Linked DNA regions of Mus musculus: all the other regions are linked to region 2. A link is a loop called in an ENCODE intact Hi-C map of the cell type or tissue named here. Cell type or tissue: heart. All regions are shown on one strand. Region 1 holds the start of Zfp58 (zinc finger protein 58). Region 2 holds the start of Zfp85 (zinc finger protein 85). Region 3 holds the start of Zfp273 (zinc finger protein 273).

Region 1 (5,000 bases), 250 kb before region 2:
CTTATGTGGATACCACAAAGAAATGAGCAACAGGATGTAGGGTTTAAGGAGATGGCCAGCCCATCTGGACACACACTTTACACCTCAATGTATGTCATTGCATTTGAAAACAATTTTGAATGAACCCAATGACTGCAACTTTTAAAGCCCCATAAGACAGAGTAATGAAAATCTGTGTTTCTCAAGTTTATCTCATGCATACGTATTTGGTTTCTATTCAATTCTGTCCAAATAACATCTGTAATTTTTCTCAATGGCCTCTGACATCATCACTTAGACGACCAAGACCTGGACGCCATTATCCAGCATACTTCCCCTTCCGAGTTTCCAAGAATGGCCTGTGTTACACAGCAAGGTTAGTAGCAAGCAAACCAGTAATGCCACTTGTCAAGCCGTCACTTGCACATGTTAGCATACACCAAAAAGATTCTAGAAGAACCAGGTGGGACTGGACACTACAGGGCACTAACGTCCCAACGGAAGGTTCCCAATGGAACCTACTTTCCCAAGAGGAAGGAATGACATGTTGTTTTACTGGTTGTCTTAGTCAGGGTTTCTATTCCTGGACAAAACATCATGACCAAGAAGCAAGTTGGGGAGGAAGGGTTTATTCAGCTTACACTTCCACACTGCTGTTCATCACCAAAGGAAGTCAGGACTGGAACTCAAGCAGGTCAGGAAGCAGGAGCTGATGCAGAGGCCATGGGGGGACTTTTTTTTTTTTACTGGCTTGCCTCCCCTGGCATGCTCAGCCTGCTCTCTCATAGAACCAAGACTACCAGCCTAGAGATGGCACCACCCACAAGGGACCCTCCCCCCTTGATCACTAACTCGGAAGGGGAAGTATGCTGGATAATGGCGTCCAGGTCTTGGTCGTCTAAGTGATGATGTCAGAGGCCATTGAGAAAAATTACAGATGTTATTTGGACAGAATTGAATAGAAACCAAATACGTATGCATGAGATAAACTTGAGAAACACAGATTTTCATTACTCTGTCTTATGGGGCTTTAAAAGTTGCAGTCATTGAGAAAATGCCTTATAACTGGATCTTGTGGAGGCATTTCCCCAACTGAAGCTCCTTTCTCTGTGATAACTCCAGCCTGTGTCAAGTTGACACAAAACTAGCCAGTACACTGGTTGATGCCACATGTAAATCTGGCTCTCATTCCCCACGTGAGGAGCAGGAGCAGGGTTTCTGTTTTGGCTAACTAGAGATGCATTCTACACACTTTGATGTGCAGTGTAAGGAAGGAGAAGCCATGCAAGAGGCAGAAAAGCAAGGGAGGGGTGTAAACCACTGTGGCTGCTTCAGACAAGGAGAATTCCAGAATGGGAATGAGGTCCGTTTACCTTAAATTACATAAATGCATAACGTTCTTTAAGTTCTCCCTCACCCTGCTGACCTCACACAAACGCTTAGCAGCCTAAAACAAGGTGAGCTTTCCCCCCACTGCTCCGGGGGTCCCTGCTAATGGACTGGCTCAAGTTCAAGACCAGATCGAAGAATGTTTGTACAACAGTTGTGGGCCAAGTAGACATCCTGTCTTTCTTGAAAAGTAATCAACCAAAACTTAGGGATGGAACCCTTCAAAGGCTTAAGAAACGCCAGCCCTGAAGGTGAAGCGGGACATCAGCTTCCCCACCCCTCACTCTGCCTGCCAGTGGTTGCTTCTCTCCATGTGCCCACCGCACCTGTTTTCCCTCAGCCCTAGTCAAAGCTTTTCTTTATCAGGTGATTCTGGTAGATTTGTCCACGGTGCCCCAGAATTTCCCAGCTACGACCTGTTGTGTCTCTGATTTTTTTCTTACCCGTTTAATTCACCGACTGGCCGAGAAAAACGATGACAATCCTTGATCATACCGGCGTGCTGTGAAACGCTCGAGAGGCAGAAAACCCACCTATTTTAGATGAACTGAGAAAACCTCAAGATTCATCTGAGAGTGAGGTTCAGCTAGTAACAAAGTCTCCCCAGCCAAGCGGGAAAGTGAGCTCTCAGCACCGCCTGAGATGCAAGTTCGTCAGCTGACCCACCAAGCCTGATCTTTACACCATACCCCACTCCCGTGCAACCATCCTGCACTCCTGTCCCAGAAGCCCACGGTAGACTCGCGTTGTGCTCAGAGTTCTGACAAACATCAATCAGGGCACCGTCAGACACGCCCTCTCCCCAGCCCTGACCAGTATCTTTATGGACCAGAATGTAAGGACAGCGCAGGTCAGTTTCTCCCGACCTCCCACCCATCGCTGCTCTACTCGCTGCCAGATGGATCCCCGCACCTCGAACAATGCCTCAGGCTGCGCTGCTCCCTGGACCAACCTCTACGTCAGCGATGCAACTCGAGAGCTGAGCAGGACAGCACTCTCACCCAACTTTGGAGAAACAGCACACTTTCAGACTCAATTAAATACTGTTTCCGGAGCAGGTCCCTGTGACGACACAGTGGCCAGACTACAATTCCCACAAGTCTGTGCGAAGAATTTCCCGGAAATCAGCTAGGGCTGTTCCTGGATTTGTCACTGGCAACCCACAGGAGTGTATGAGAGAAAGAAGCCTACTATGCTTGACAGCCATTGGGAAGTCAGGCTGGTTTTCATCTCCAGATCCACAACATGAGATATATGAATATGAGTCGAGCCTTTGACAGAAATATTAGGGTTTCAGGTCCTTTCCTGTCCATGTGTTGTGATTTTAATCTTACTACTCCTTGAAAAAAAAAATCAGCACGACGAAGCAATCACTAGTGTGGGAATAAAAAAATATCTTTTAAAGATGATTTTTCAAACCAGCATTGATGTGCCTTATTATGCTCTTAGCTGCCTGGTGGCTTATGGAAGAAGGACCCAGGATCCAAGGTTGGATTGGGCTATTTATAGAGACCTTATTTCTAAATAAGATGGATAGGGAGCTAGTTTAAGGTAAAAGCCTTTGGGTGTAATGGCTTTGGCTCAACACTATGCTACATAAATAATTCTTGTTCTTCTGTACTGATACCCGGTGTGAGTCATATATATATCAGATTCTACAACTGGTAAAACTATTCCTGTGAACATTGGAACCCATACAGTACAGGAAGTGGGCCAAGACCACACAGGTGGTTTTAATAATTGAACAAAGTTAAGTTCAGCTCTTGAGATGAAAGGAAAGACCATCCAGAGACTGCCCCACCTGGGGATCCATCCCATATACAACCACCAAACCCAGACACTATTGCATATGCCAGAAAGATTTTGCTGACAGGACCCTGATATAGCAATCTCTTGTGAGGCTATGCCAATGCCTGGCAAATACAGAAGTGGATGCTCCCAGTCATCTATTGGATAGACCACAGGGCACCTAATGAAGGAGCTAGAGAAAGTAGCCAAGGAGCTAAAGGGGTCTGCAACCCTATAGGAGGAACAACAATATGAACTAACAAGGATCCCCCACCCCAGAGCTGTGCAGGACCCTTCATTAATGTATCCTTTACAGGGAGGCACATGACCTGACTGTGTAGTTTTATCTAGCTCAGAATGGTAACTCCTTTAAAAGGTTGTTCAATGGACTGCATTATATGACGTTATACATAATCCAAATATTTCCCAAGTTCCTCTCTACAAAGCAGAGGTTTTCTATCCATGTATGCATATATGGAATGTTTCCTATTTACCTATGGAACTTGTGCCTTTTGGCTGTTGTACTGGCTGGTTTTGTGTCAACGTGACACAAGCTGGAGTTATCACAGAAAAAGGAGCTTCAGTTGAGGAAATGCCTCCATGAGACCCAGCTGTAAGGCATTTTCTCAATTAGTGATCAAGGAGGAAAGGCCCCTTGTGGGTGGTGGCATCCCTGAGCTGGTAGTCTTGGGTTCTATAAAAAAGCAAGATGAGCAAGCCAGGGGAAGCAAGCCAGTAAGGAACATCCCTCCATGGCCTCTGCATCAGCTCCTGCTTCCTGACCTGCTTGAGTTCCAGTCCTGACTTCTTTTGGTGATGAATAGCAATGTGGAAGTATAAGCTGAATAAACCCTTTCCTCCCCAACTTGCTTCTTGGTCATGATGTTTTGTCCAGGAATAGAAACCCTGACTAAGACAGCTGTCCACCTTCTGGACTACTTTGATGATTATTCTTTACTTGGTTCCAAGTCATCTGCCTATGCTTCACATGCTGATAATACTGAAAGTCTCTCTCTCTCTTGGACAAGATTAAATTGAGTTTTTATTTAGCAATGTCTAGCTTGTGAGCATTCTAATTCAAAGAAATAAAAAAGGCATCATAGAAGATCCAGCTCAGTTTTCTGCTCTACAGATGTAAGTGGTAGAGGGGAAATGCTTTTAAGCATGCCCCACTTGTTATCTTGTTCACACTACAAACTGTAAATATGCCACCTCATCACATACATCCTTGTAAATAGAGGCACCCTTCCTTTTCATTCTTCTAGTCTCTGTGTCAGTTTCCCTTTCTGTTGCTATCAAGAATACCCTGACCAAAAGCACCTTGGTCAACACCAAAGTGATTATTTGGCATACAGGTTATGGACCACATCAAGAGTGGATTCTTTTTTGTTTTTTGGTCAGCTTAATATAGGGTAGTTATCTGGGAAGAGGTACCTCTAATGAGAAAACACTTCTATCTAGATTCCTAGGGTATTTTCTTGATTAATGATTGATTCTTGATGTGTTAGTGGGAAGTAGGGCCTCACCCATGAAGGTGGTTCTGAGCAGTATCAGGAAGCAGGCTGAAGAAGCGAGTAAGTAGCATTCCTCCACAGCTTCTGCCTCCAGTTTCCTGTGCTGACTTCCCCGAGTGATGGGCTTCATCTGTGAGTGTAAGCTGAAATAAACCCTTTTCTCAAGTTGCTTTTTTGTTATCATGTTTTATAACAACAATAGAAGCCCCTAATGAATACAAACTATCATTGACAGAATTCAGGGTAGAAAGTCATATGGAAAAAACCTGGAAGTAAGGACAGAAGCAGAAAACATGAAAATATGGGGTTTACAGGCTATCCCCATTGGCT
Region 2 (5,000 bases):
GTGTCATACTCCTACCTGACTCCATTGTGCACACGCTGGCCAATACTTCCTGTGCCTCTCTCCCTCAGATCACTGGCCCATTGGAGACACCTGTGTTATTTCCAAATTCTGTGAGATTTATTTCTTTGGAGTCTCTCTATGGCTAAGATCATCTTTTACTTGCCTTTCCAGGTCTGAAGTAATAATCCCATTCATATTGTCACAGACAATCCCCCCTGTTCTGAGGCTCAACTGGACTACGCTGCACATAAGTGCATATACATGTGAACCAATGTAGCGCCTCTACTTTCCTTGCTTTGCAAGACCTTCTGCAGCCTGTCAAAAGATTTCCTGATGATGACGGCACAATGCAAAGTCACGGGTGTTCCCTGAGCAGTCTGCAGCAGTTCTTTCTAGCTCCAAATTTTCAGATGTGAGTAATATAGCATGAAGTAACCATGGAAATCAGGGAAGTATAAAGGGAGCATGTGGGGAGGGGCATGAGAAATGCGTAGCAGGACACAGGTGATCTGAAGTGGGAAAGGGAAAACCTACGGGGAAGGGGGGTCAACTGGGAAAATGGTGGGAGGTCAACACAGATGGAGAAAGGGTAGAATAAACCTGGAGGGGGTTTCAATTGGCAAGAAGAAAGGAGGTCCATACAGATGGAGAGGAAGGGCGAGATAAGGAAAACGAATACCAAACCTCATGAAATCATATTATTTTATACTTACTGAAACTTATACACTATATATTATATGCAAACTTAGACAAAAACCACAAGAGCTCTCAACCCCAGAGCTAACTCTCTAGGCCTCGTGATGTTTAACTTTTTAAGTCATTTATTTTTATTTTTGTGCATATGTTGTTGCCATCTTGTATGATGGTGCACCACATGGTTACCCTGGAGACCAGAAGATGTTATTGGTTCCCTGGAACTGCAGTTATAGACAATTATGAACCACTGTGTGCCTGGTGGGGGCTGAACAATGTTCCTTTGCTAGAGAAACAAGTGCCTCTATTTAAAAAATAAATTATTTTTGATAATCTTAGGTAGCACACGTAACCTTAAATTTGACATTTTCTTTTAAATAGGTCTGTTTGATAAATATATTAAATATAAATGTGTATATGTATATATTAAATGCATGCATGTGTGACCTGTGATATAAGCATTTTGCTGTATCACCTCTACCTTCTAAGAAACGGGATCTAAGGTACAAGAAAATGTACTTTTCACACCATAAAATGTAAAATGACATGTTCTTAGTTTCCTGAACATTAATGGCATTGACTAGAAAGTGTCCATATTATTGTAATTATAGTTAGATAATACATAGAAAATACTGGTATTATGATAATGTAGTTTAAAGCCCATGCTTCTTAGGTATAGATTTGAATGCTGTAAGTCAGTCTCCAGCACACAAATCAATTTGACTGAAGTGTGGCAAAAACAGCACAAAGGACAGAGTGAGCAAAGGCTGTATACAAAGCACGGGGTGAGCAGCTGGCTGTATACAAATGCCATGGGGAGCAGACTGTTGTATACAATCACAAGACCTTTAGTGAGCCACATTTCTTCAACCCCATCTCTCAATCTTTCCACACAATACAAATACCTGGGCAACTTATCTCTCCTTTCACAAAAGGAGTCCAAATTTCTGACATCGCAGTCTCTGGTGCAATTGTATGTGGTAATATTCTCTAGTATTTTCCACTCTGCAGTGTTGTAGGATCAGTGATAGCTGGGAAGGTACAAAGCTCAGAGTGCCCCCTCGATGAGAATTTTTTTTTTTTTTTTTTTTTGCCTCATACAGGTGTGTGAATGTGAGGGTTCTGTCACAGTGGGTAAAGGAGTGATTCCTATCCAAAGTGAGCCGCCCTGAAAACAATTTATCACAAAGAAAACGGGACGAACATCCCATACACCAAACTCCCCCGCCAGAACTCACTGTCCTGGAAACTATGAGCCACACGAACTCAAAACAAGAGTCCTGGGCCTGTCATAGAATATGGGAGGGCTCAGAAAAACCCACTTGCTCTAGATTTCCTGAGGGATCTGACAACAGCAATGTGAAAGCTAGTAACAGCAAGCTTCCCCAGCCAAGGTGCTGTGTGAGCTTTCATCACAGCCTGTCTCTGGCATGGTCAGCCAAGCCACCCCTAAGCCTAGATCTGCACTGCACATCCAAATGGGCTTCTCTCCGCCTCCTGCCCAGCCCTCCCCCGCTCCCTGCACGCCGGACCCGCCTACCCGCAGAGTTCCTGGATTTGCAAGTCTAGGCTGCACCCGGGACCAACCTTCATGTTAAGCGCGAAGAACAAGCCACACTGTCCCAACTTTGAGAACACCGCAGAGTTTGGAGAATCACAAACGTAAAAAGAACCCGGAAGCACAGAGAGCAGAGTCCTGTCTAGCGGGGTCATACAGAAAGAGAGAGAGAGACTACATTTCCCAGAAGTCTACGCGAAGGACTACCCGGAACCAAAGAAGGCAAAGAATTTAAAGCGCATGGATTGTATGTAACTGGAATTAGGCTGCTTTTAAAAATCCCAAATTTACAAAGGGCATTTTGAGAATATGAGTCCAGCCTTTAACGGTAATATGTATTAGATTTACTTCTTACTCTGATCAATGCTGTGACTTAAAAAGCTCAGGGGTTCCTAGAATCTTATGGGGGGCAGAAAAAAAATCACATTGAGTCAATTTTACTTTAAAATAACGGAGCAAGAAGCTACTTTAGGGCACACCACAAACTCTTTAGGATAGTTTTTGAAACCAAGTTTCCTGGAAATATTCTGAAATCTCAGCTACTCTGGGGTTTGAGACAGAAGAATCACAAGTCTATGTCCCAAATTACACAGTACCAAAAGAGATGGGGGCTACTCACTGGTGAAGCACTTGCCTGGAGTGAAGGAGGCCTTGGTTTAATACCCATTATGACACTAAATCAAAGAGGAAAAAAAAATAACCGAACAGATTTGATGTGTACACTGAAATCCACGGTTTGGGGCGTGGACTAGGGAACACAGATGTCTCTTACCTATAAGTCCCAGAAACCCTTTGAGATTTTCATCTGTCCTTAGTCCCCTTGTCCACACGTTCCTCCGATATCCGTGTAAACAATTTAACATTTGAGAGAGCTTCACCAGATTCTCTTTCACAATCTCATACAACTATTCACCACCAAATGTTCTTCCTGGCTCCTCTCCCAGTTAGAGGAAAACTGGTCTTGGAATCAGTATGGTGTGTGAACTGACTCCTGACCCACTATCCAACACTCATCATAAGATTTCTCTCTGTATTACTTCGGATCTGCCCTATTCAACTTCCAGTCTCTTTCTGGACTCCTTACATTACTCCCATTCATGTGGAAGTACTTAAAGGTTCTTTTGTTTTGTTTTGTTTTTTGCTTGAAGTTCACTCTATTCCCTCATCTCATAACACAGGAATGAATCTTCCTTTAATACAAAGGTATCAGAAATATGTTCCTGATCATACAGAATGAACTCATTGCAAGAAAGGGGCTGGACTGACACCACGGAGTGATGGGACTCCCTATCTCGTGTGTATGTATTCCTGTACTGGTAACATCTGAGACCCAACGATAAACCCCACGAGAGGAAAGAGTTTGTTTTCGTGCCATGGTCACTGATTCACAATGAGATTACTTCTTGGATGAGAGAGTGGGAAGATCAGATTGTTCTTTTTTTGTTTCATCACCAGAAAGAAATTGTGCTGGGTTTTATATCAATTTGACACAAGCTAAAGTCATCAGAGGAGGAAGCCTCAGTGAGAAAAAGCCTCTATATGGTTGGGCTGTGGGCAAGCCTGTAGGGCATTTCATCTTCACAATAAGTAATAGATGTAGGAGGGCCTAGGATGTTGTGGGTGGTGCCAACCTTGGGCTGGGGTCCTGGGTTCTCTAAGAATCAGGCTGAGTAAGCAACACCTCTCCATGGCCTTGCATCTGCTCCTGCTTCCAGATTCCTGCCCTGTTTGAGGTTCTGTCTTGGCTTTCTCCAATGGACAGTAGTCCAGGATATGTAAACCAAATAAACCCTCTTGTCCCCGTGATTGCTATTCTTGACACTTGACTACTTTCTGGAATTAACTGGATTCCGGAAATGGAGGATACCCTGTGAGGGATTTTTCTGCTTGGTTTGAAGTCAGTGGTTTCGCTTCTAGTCCAGTCTTTTGAGATAGGGAGGCACATGACTTTGATCCCAACCTTGAGCTGGGAAGATACACCTTTCATCTGGACCACACCGTCTTCTCAAATCCTATAAAACAATGAGTTTTAACCTGTGGGTTATGTCCCCCTTCAGGGTCGAACAATCCTTTCACAAGAGGGGAGATGACTGGGGTGGGACTCGGTTAAAGCAGGACAGAATCCATCCCGCTCCTATGTGAAGATGAGGTAGGTCCAAGTGATTCTTGGGACTGTAGATGCTGGATCCCTTCAGACACTGATGGTCCTGGAATGGTTCAATGTGGGGACTATAAGACAGGGGAATCTACTCCTCCCCCACAGGGCCCAGAACAGAGAGAGTCTAGGAATCTTTCTTAGGATTTTATTCAGCCTCTGAGTCATTGACTGGATAACTAAACAGAGGAGCCTTGCTTAAAAACACAGAATTTCAGCTAAGGAGGAGGGAGACCCAGCAGTCCAAACAGTCTGGTGTCTCCTGTGCTGGCTAGTCTTACGTTAACTCAAAAGGAAGGGACCTTGAGAAAATGTCTCCATAAGATCCAGCTGCAGAGCATTGTTTTAGTGATTAACTCTGAGGGTGTATCCTTATAGATGCTGTCATCCCTGGGCTAGTGGTCCCATGTTCTATATGAAAACAGGCTGAGTAAGCCATGCTGAGCAAGCCAGTCAGGAGCACTCCTCCATGGCTTCTGCATCTACTCCAACCTTGAGGTTCCTATCCTGACTCCTTTGATCATGAACAGTGATATGGAATTTTTAGCCAAATAAACCCTTTCTTCCCCAACTTGCTTTTGGACATAGTGCTTC
Region 3 (5,000 bases), 59 kb after region 2:
CTGGTCTCACTAGCCAGCAAGGAGTGTGAGGGAGGTTCAGGTGGCATTTTGGGAGAGCAGACCTCTTGCCACACCACCTCCAGTAGGATCTGTGTTACAAGTTCCACAGACTAAGGCAATTGACCTCAAAAGGGGGAGGCCTCCTGGAACCAGTTGTTGAACTCTTCACCAGAGAAAAAATTTTGAGTCGTAGTTCTCATGTCAATCTATCTGTTTTGTTTTCTCTTATTCCTTTTCTTATTTATATGTTCCTGGTAGCCTAGGCCAAGATCTTAAGTGAGAATAATGGGTAAGAAATAATCCCTAGAGATTGGGCCACTAACATGACCTTAACCCCAGGGAAACCAACACTTTACTTTCTAAATCATTTACAAAATTATTATGATAAAAACTTTCCCAACAATAAAATTTCATATGGCTACACATGTGTCATCGGAGGTGGATTTTGGTATATGTTAAAGAAAGCCTTAATTAGGAAGAATTAAAGTAGTTTAAATTTATACACTGAAGATTATAAAAAATCAGGCACTAGATGTTAAATAATTCCATGGGGCTGGAAAGTTAGTTTAGCACTGATCATTAAAGATTTATTAACCTGCTCCTAGAAATATGCCACTAGCTTTGGACGGCAGCCCCCACTGGATACATCCTTTTAGAATTGTTATATTTTGATGATTTATGATGATGTTACCTGTTCTGTTTGCAATGCACTGAATACATGGTTTCAGAGTTGTAATGCTTGGATGATTTTTCTACTTTACTGTGCCAAATGATTTTTGTTGGTATCTGTGAATGTTTCATTTGGATGTAGTTTCTAAGAGATGTAATGTTTAGTTTTTTAATGTATAATATCTCCTGCTTGAGAGCTGCAGAATACACTCAGATTCAAACTGCCTATGTGTTTGTTTCTATTTGTCACTGTCAAAACCTTATCCACCTAGCTTCAAGGACCCTCATTCCAGGGACCCTCATACTTGACTGTGGTGCTCCGCGGCAATCTCTTATGATAGAAATCCTATGATGAGTGATGAATAGTGTGTCAAGAGTCAGTTCACTGGCCATATTGAGCCCAAGATCAGTTTTCCTCCCATTGAGAGTAGAGCCAGGAGCTGGAAGAACATCTGGTGGTGAATAGTTGTGTGAGATTGTGAAAGAGAATCCGGTAAAGCTCTGGCACAGCTCTCTCAAATATTAAATTGTTTACACGGATTAATTGAGGAACGTGTGGACAAGGGACTAAGGACAGAAGAAAATCTCAAAGGGTTTCTGGGGCTTATCGGTAAGAGATATCTGTGTTTCCTAGCCCATATCCGCCCCAAACTGTGGATTTCAGTGTACACACCAAAATTGTTCTGTTTTTTGTTTTTGTTCTCCTCTTTGATTTAGTGTCATAATGGATGTTAAACCTAGGCCTCCTTTACTCCAGGCAAGTGCTTCACCAGTGAGTAGCCCCCCATCTCTTTTGGTAGTGTGTAATTTGGGACATAGACTTGTGATTCTTCTGTCTCAAACCCCTGAGCTTTTTAAGACACAGCATTGATCAGAGTAAGAAGTAAACTTAATACACATTACTGTAAAAGGCTGCACTCATATTCGCAAATTGCCCTTTGTAAATTTGGGATTTTTAAAGGAGCCTAATTCCAGTTAAATACAATCCATGACCTATAAACCCTCTGACTTCTTTGGTTCAGGGCAGTCCTTCGCATAGACTTCTGGGAAATGTAGTTTCTCTCTGCATGACCCCGCTAGACAGGACTCTGCTCTCTGTGCTTCCGGGTTCATTTTGCATTTGTGATTCTCCAAACTCTGCGGCGTTCTCAAAGTTCGGACAGTGTGGCTTGTTCTTCGCGCTTAACATGGAGGTTGGTCCCGGGTGCAGCCTAGACTTGCAAACCTCATGAACTCTGAGGTTGGGCGGGTCCGGCGTGCAGGGAGCCGGTGAGGGCTGGGCGGGAGGCGGAGAGAAGCCCACTTGGATGTGCAATGCAGATCTAGGCTTGGCCAGAGTGCAGGGGTGGGGCGCACGCACGGTGCCAGGAGCGAATGCTCTGTTAGGACGGAGCGACTGCCAGAGTCAATCATGTGTTTCAGGGACCTGAGAGGTGGCCTGCTAGTGCAAGAATGGAGATCGGAAAGCTTGAATCCTGTCTAGTGACGTCATGATTAGAGGGACTGCATTTCCCACAAGTCTATGCGAAGATCTCCAAAAGAGCGCTATTGCCCAAGGCTTTTCAATACCTTTAGGCTACTTTTAAAATACCAGATTTAAAGAGGTTGTTGTAGGAATATGATTCCACCTTTCAATGTCACTGTGTATTGAGTTTACGTCTTACTTTGATCGATATGTTGTGACTTTAAAAGCTCAGGTGTACCTAGAATCGTATGGCAGGAGGGAAAATGCACATTGACACAATTTTACCTTATGATAATGGAGCAAGGAGCTACACTGAGACACACCACATGGCTAGAGCAGGGTGGCTTGGCTGATCGTGCGGAAGCAGGCTATGATGAGAGCGCACACAGCCCCTTGGCTGGGGAAGCTTGCTGTTACTAGCTTTCACATTGCTATTGTCAGATCCCTCAGGAAATCTAGAGCAAGTGGGTTTTTCTGAGCCCTCCCATATTCTATGACAGGCCCAGGACTCTGGTTTTGAGTTCGTGTGGCTCATAGTTTCCAGGACAGGGAGTTCTGCGGGGGAGTTTGGTGTATGGGATGTTCGTCCCGTTTTCTTTGTGATAAATTGTTAGTTTTCAGGGCGGCTCACTTTGGATAGGAATCACTCCTTTACCCACTGTGACAGAACCCTCACATTCACACACCTGTATGAGGCAAAAAAAAAACAAAAAACAAAAACAAAAACAAAAAAAACAAAAAACAAAAAACAAAAAAACAAAACCAAAACCAAAACCTCATAGAGGGGGCGCTCTGAGCTTTGTACCTTCCCAGCTATCACTGATCCTATAGTACAGACTGGAAAATACTAGAAGATATTAACTCATAAAATTGCACCAGAGACTGCGATGTAAGAAATTTGTTTTCTTGTGGAAAGATTGAGAGATGAAGTTGAAGAGCTGTGGCTCACTCATGGAACTGTGATTGTAAACAGCTGGCTGCTCATCCCGTCCTTTGTATACACGTGTCTCCTCACCCTGCCATTTGTGCTGTTTTTGCCACACCAGTCAAATTGATTTGTATGCTGGAGACTGACTTACAGCATTAAAATCTATACCTAAGAAGCATGGGTTTAAACTACATTATCGTAAATACTAGTATTTTCTATGTATTTTTTTAAGATGTATTTATTTTTATTATATGTAAGTACACTGTAGCTGTCTTCATACACTCCAGAAGAGAGAGTCAGATCTCATTATATATGGTTGTGAGCCACCATGTGGTTGCTGGGATTTGAACTTCGGACCATCGGAAGAGCAGTCAGGTACTCTTACCCACTGAGCCATCTCACCAGCCCTCTATGTATTATCTAACTATATTAAAATAATATGGACACATTCTAGTCAATGCCACTGTCATCATTTGTATATTCTTGGATCAGGGAGTGGCACCATTTGGAGGTGTGGCCTTGTTGGAATAGGTGTGACCTGGTTGGAGTAGGTGTGTCACTGTGGGTGTGGGCTTAAGACACTCACTCTAGTTGCCTGGAAGTCAGTCTTCCACCCGCAACCTTTGGATGAAGATGTAGAACTCTCAGCTCTGCCTGTGCCATGCCTGCCTGGATACTGCCATGCTCCCACCTTGATGATTATGAACTGAACCTCTGAACCTGTAGGCCAGCCCCAAGTAAATGTTGTTTTTATAAGACTTGCCTTGGTCATGGTGTCTGATCACAGCAGTAAAACCCTAAGACAGAAGTTGGTACCAGGAGTGGGGTATTGCTGTGATAGGCCTGACCATGCTTTTATTTAAAAGAATGTGGATTTTGGGACTTTGGATTTGGAACAGAGTGGATTGCTTTAAATGGGGCTTAATGGATCATTATGGTAGGAATATGGAAGACTTTGTTGCTGTGAGTAATTTGAACTGTGTTGACCTGGCCCAAGAGATTTCAAAGGAGAAGTATTTCAGTATGTGGCATAAAGACTGTTTTTGTGGTATTTTGGTGAAGAATGTGGCTACTTTTTGCCCTTGTCTGAAAAGTCTGCCTGAGGCTAAGGTGAAGAGACTTGGATTAATTGCATTAATTGCATTGACAAAGGAAGTTTCAAAAAAGTCCAGCAGAGACTTTGTTCTCTGGTTAAGTCTCACAAAGAGAAGTTTGAACAAGCATAGCAAACTTAGAAAGGAAAAATATAAAATATATGGTTCGAGTATTAAGGGGTACCAGGAAGTGAAATGGAGCAAAATCCTGTGTTCTAGGAAATAACAGATTAAGGGAGTGGGACTTTGGGGCAAGATCCTACCCAGCTAAATTTAGGTCCAGGCATGGTGGTACACACTTTTAATCCCAGGAGACAGGCACAATGATCTCTGCATTCAAGGTCAACCTACAGAACAAGATCCAGGATAGTCAAGTTTAGGCAGTGAAGGATTTGGGAAACAGAAAGCCAGTGACAATGTAATAGTACACGCAGGTCATGTTCTAGTTCCTGCAAGCAGCAGAACTCCCACAGCTTCAGCCATGTGGCTCTGCCTCTAGAGTTAAGAATGGAAGGAACTACTGGTTAGCTGGAGCTAAGAAATTAGCAGTGATTAAGAAGAGACCAGTATCACTGAGGTGAAATCTGGGAGCACAAAGCCGCTGTGTTCCAGAGATAGCCAAGGTTGTACCTCGTGCTGCGGCTGGGCTTGGTAATGTGTAAGAGTCACCCAGGTGGTACTGGTTTTGAAGGCATGAAGGTGTCATGAAGAACAACTGAGACTTGGCACTGTGAGAAGTCATGGAAGGCCATTGGAGAAGGTATAGCCTCAGCTGTAGTTGATGGCCCAGGACTGCAGGGGTCATGCAAAGGATTTGAGGCTTGGTACCATGAAGAGAGCCTAT

What was found. A loop is a pair of places that touch in the nucleus more often than their neighbours do. Peaks named below come from ENCODE experiments on the same cell type or tissue, not always from the same donor. Only the 100,000 strongest peaks of a DNase experiment are listed, where the experiment ranks them.
Region 1: it touches region 2 in a loop (4-fold over the local background); 2 of 42 quality-filtered maps call a loop at or near these places.
Region 3: it touches region 2 in a loop (2.7-fold over the local background); 14 of 42 quality-filtered maps call a loop at or near these places.

The regions. Positions count from the first base shown.
Region 1 is chr13:67,498,091-67,503,090 of GRCm38, forward strand. It overlaps Zfp58 (zinc finger protein 58), which reads right to left and starts at 2,432. Exons shown (of 4, transcript NM_001007575.2): 1 at 2,281-2,432. In heart, no CTCF peak of the experiment used is centred here; a DNase peak (open chromatin) is centred at 2,461; H3K4me3 peaks cover 1,517 bases; H3K27ac peaks cover 827 bases.
Region 2 is chr13:67,752,783-67,757,782 of GRCm38, forward strand. Zfp85 (zinc finger protein 85) reads right to left here and starts at 2,420. Exons shown (of 4, transcript NM_001001130.3): 1 at 2,281-2,420. The coding sequence starts at 2,286. Zfp85os (zinc finger protein 85, opposite strand) reads left to right here. Exons shown (of 3, transcript NR_027969.1): 2 at 206-412; 3 at 1,797-4,056. In heart, no CTCF peak of the experiment used is centred here; a DNase peak (open chromatin) is centred at 2,249; H3K4me3 peaks cover 1,476 bases; H3K27ac peaks cover 965 bases.
Region 3 is chr13:67,812,035-67,817,034 of GRCm38, forward strand. Zfp273 (zinc finger protein 273) reads left to right here and starts at 1,782. Exons shown (of 4, transcript NM_198322.3): 1 at 1,782-1,862. The coding sequence starts at 1,857. The region is part of intron 2 of 4930525G20Rik (RIKEN cDNA 4930525G20 gene); the gene reads right to left. In heart, no CTCF peak of the experiment used is centred here; a DNase peak (open chromatin) is centred at 2,017; H3K4me3 peaks cover 1,138 bases; H3K27ac peaks cover 885 bases.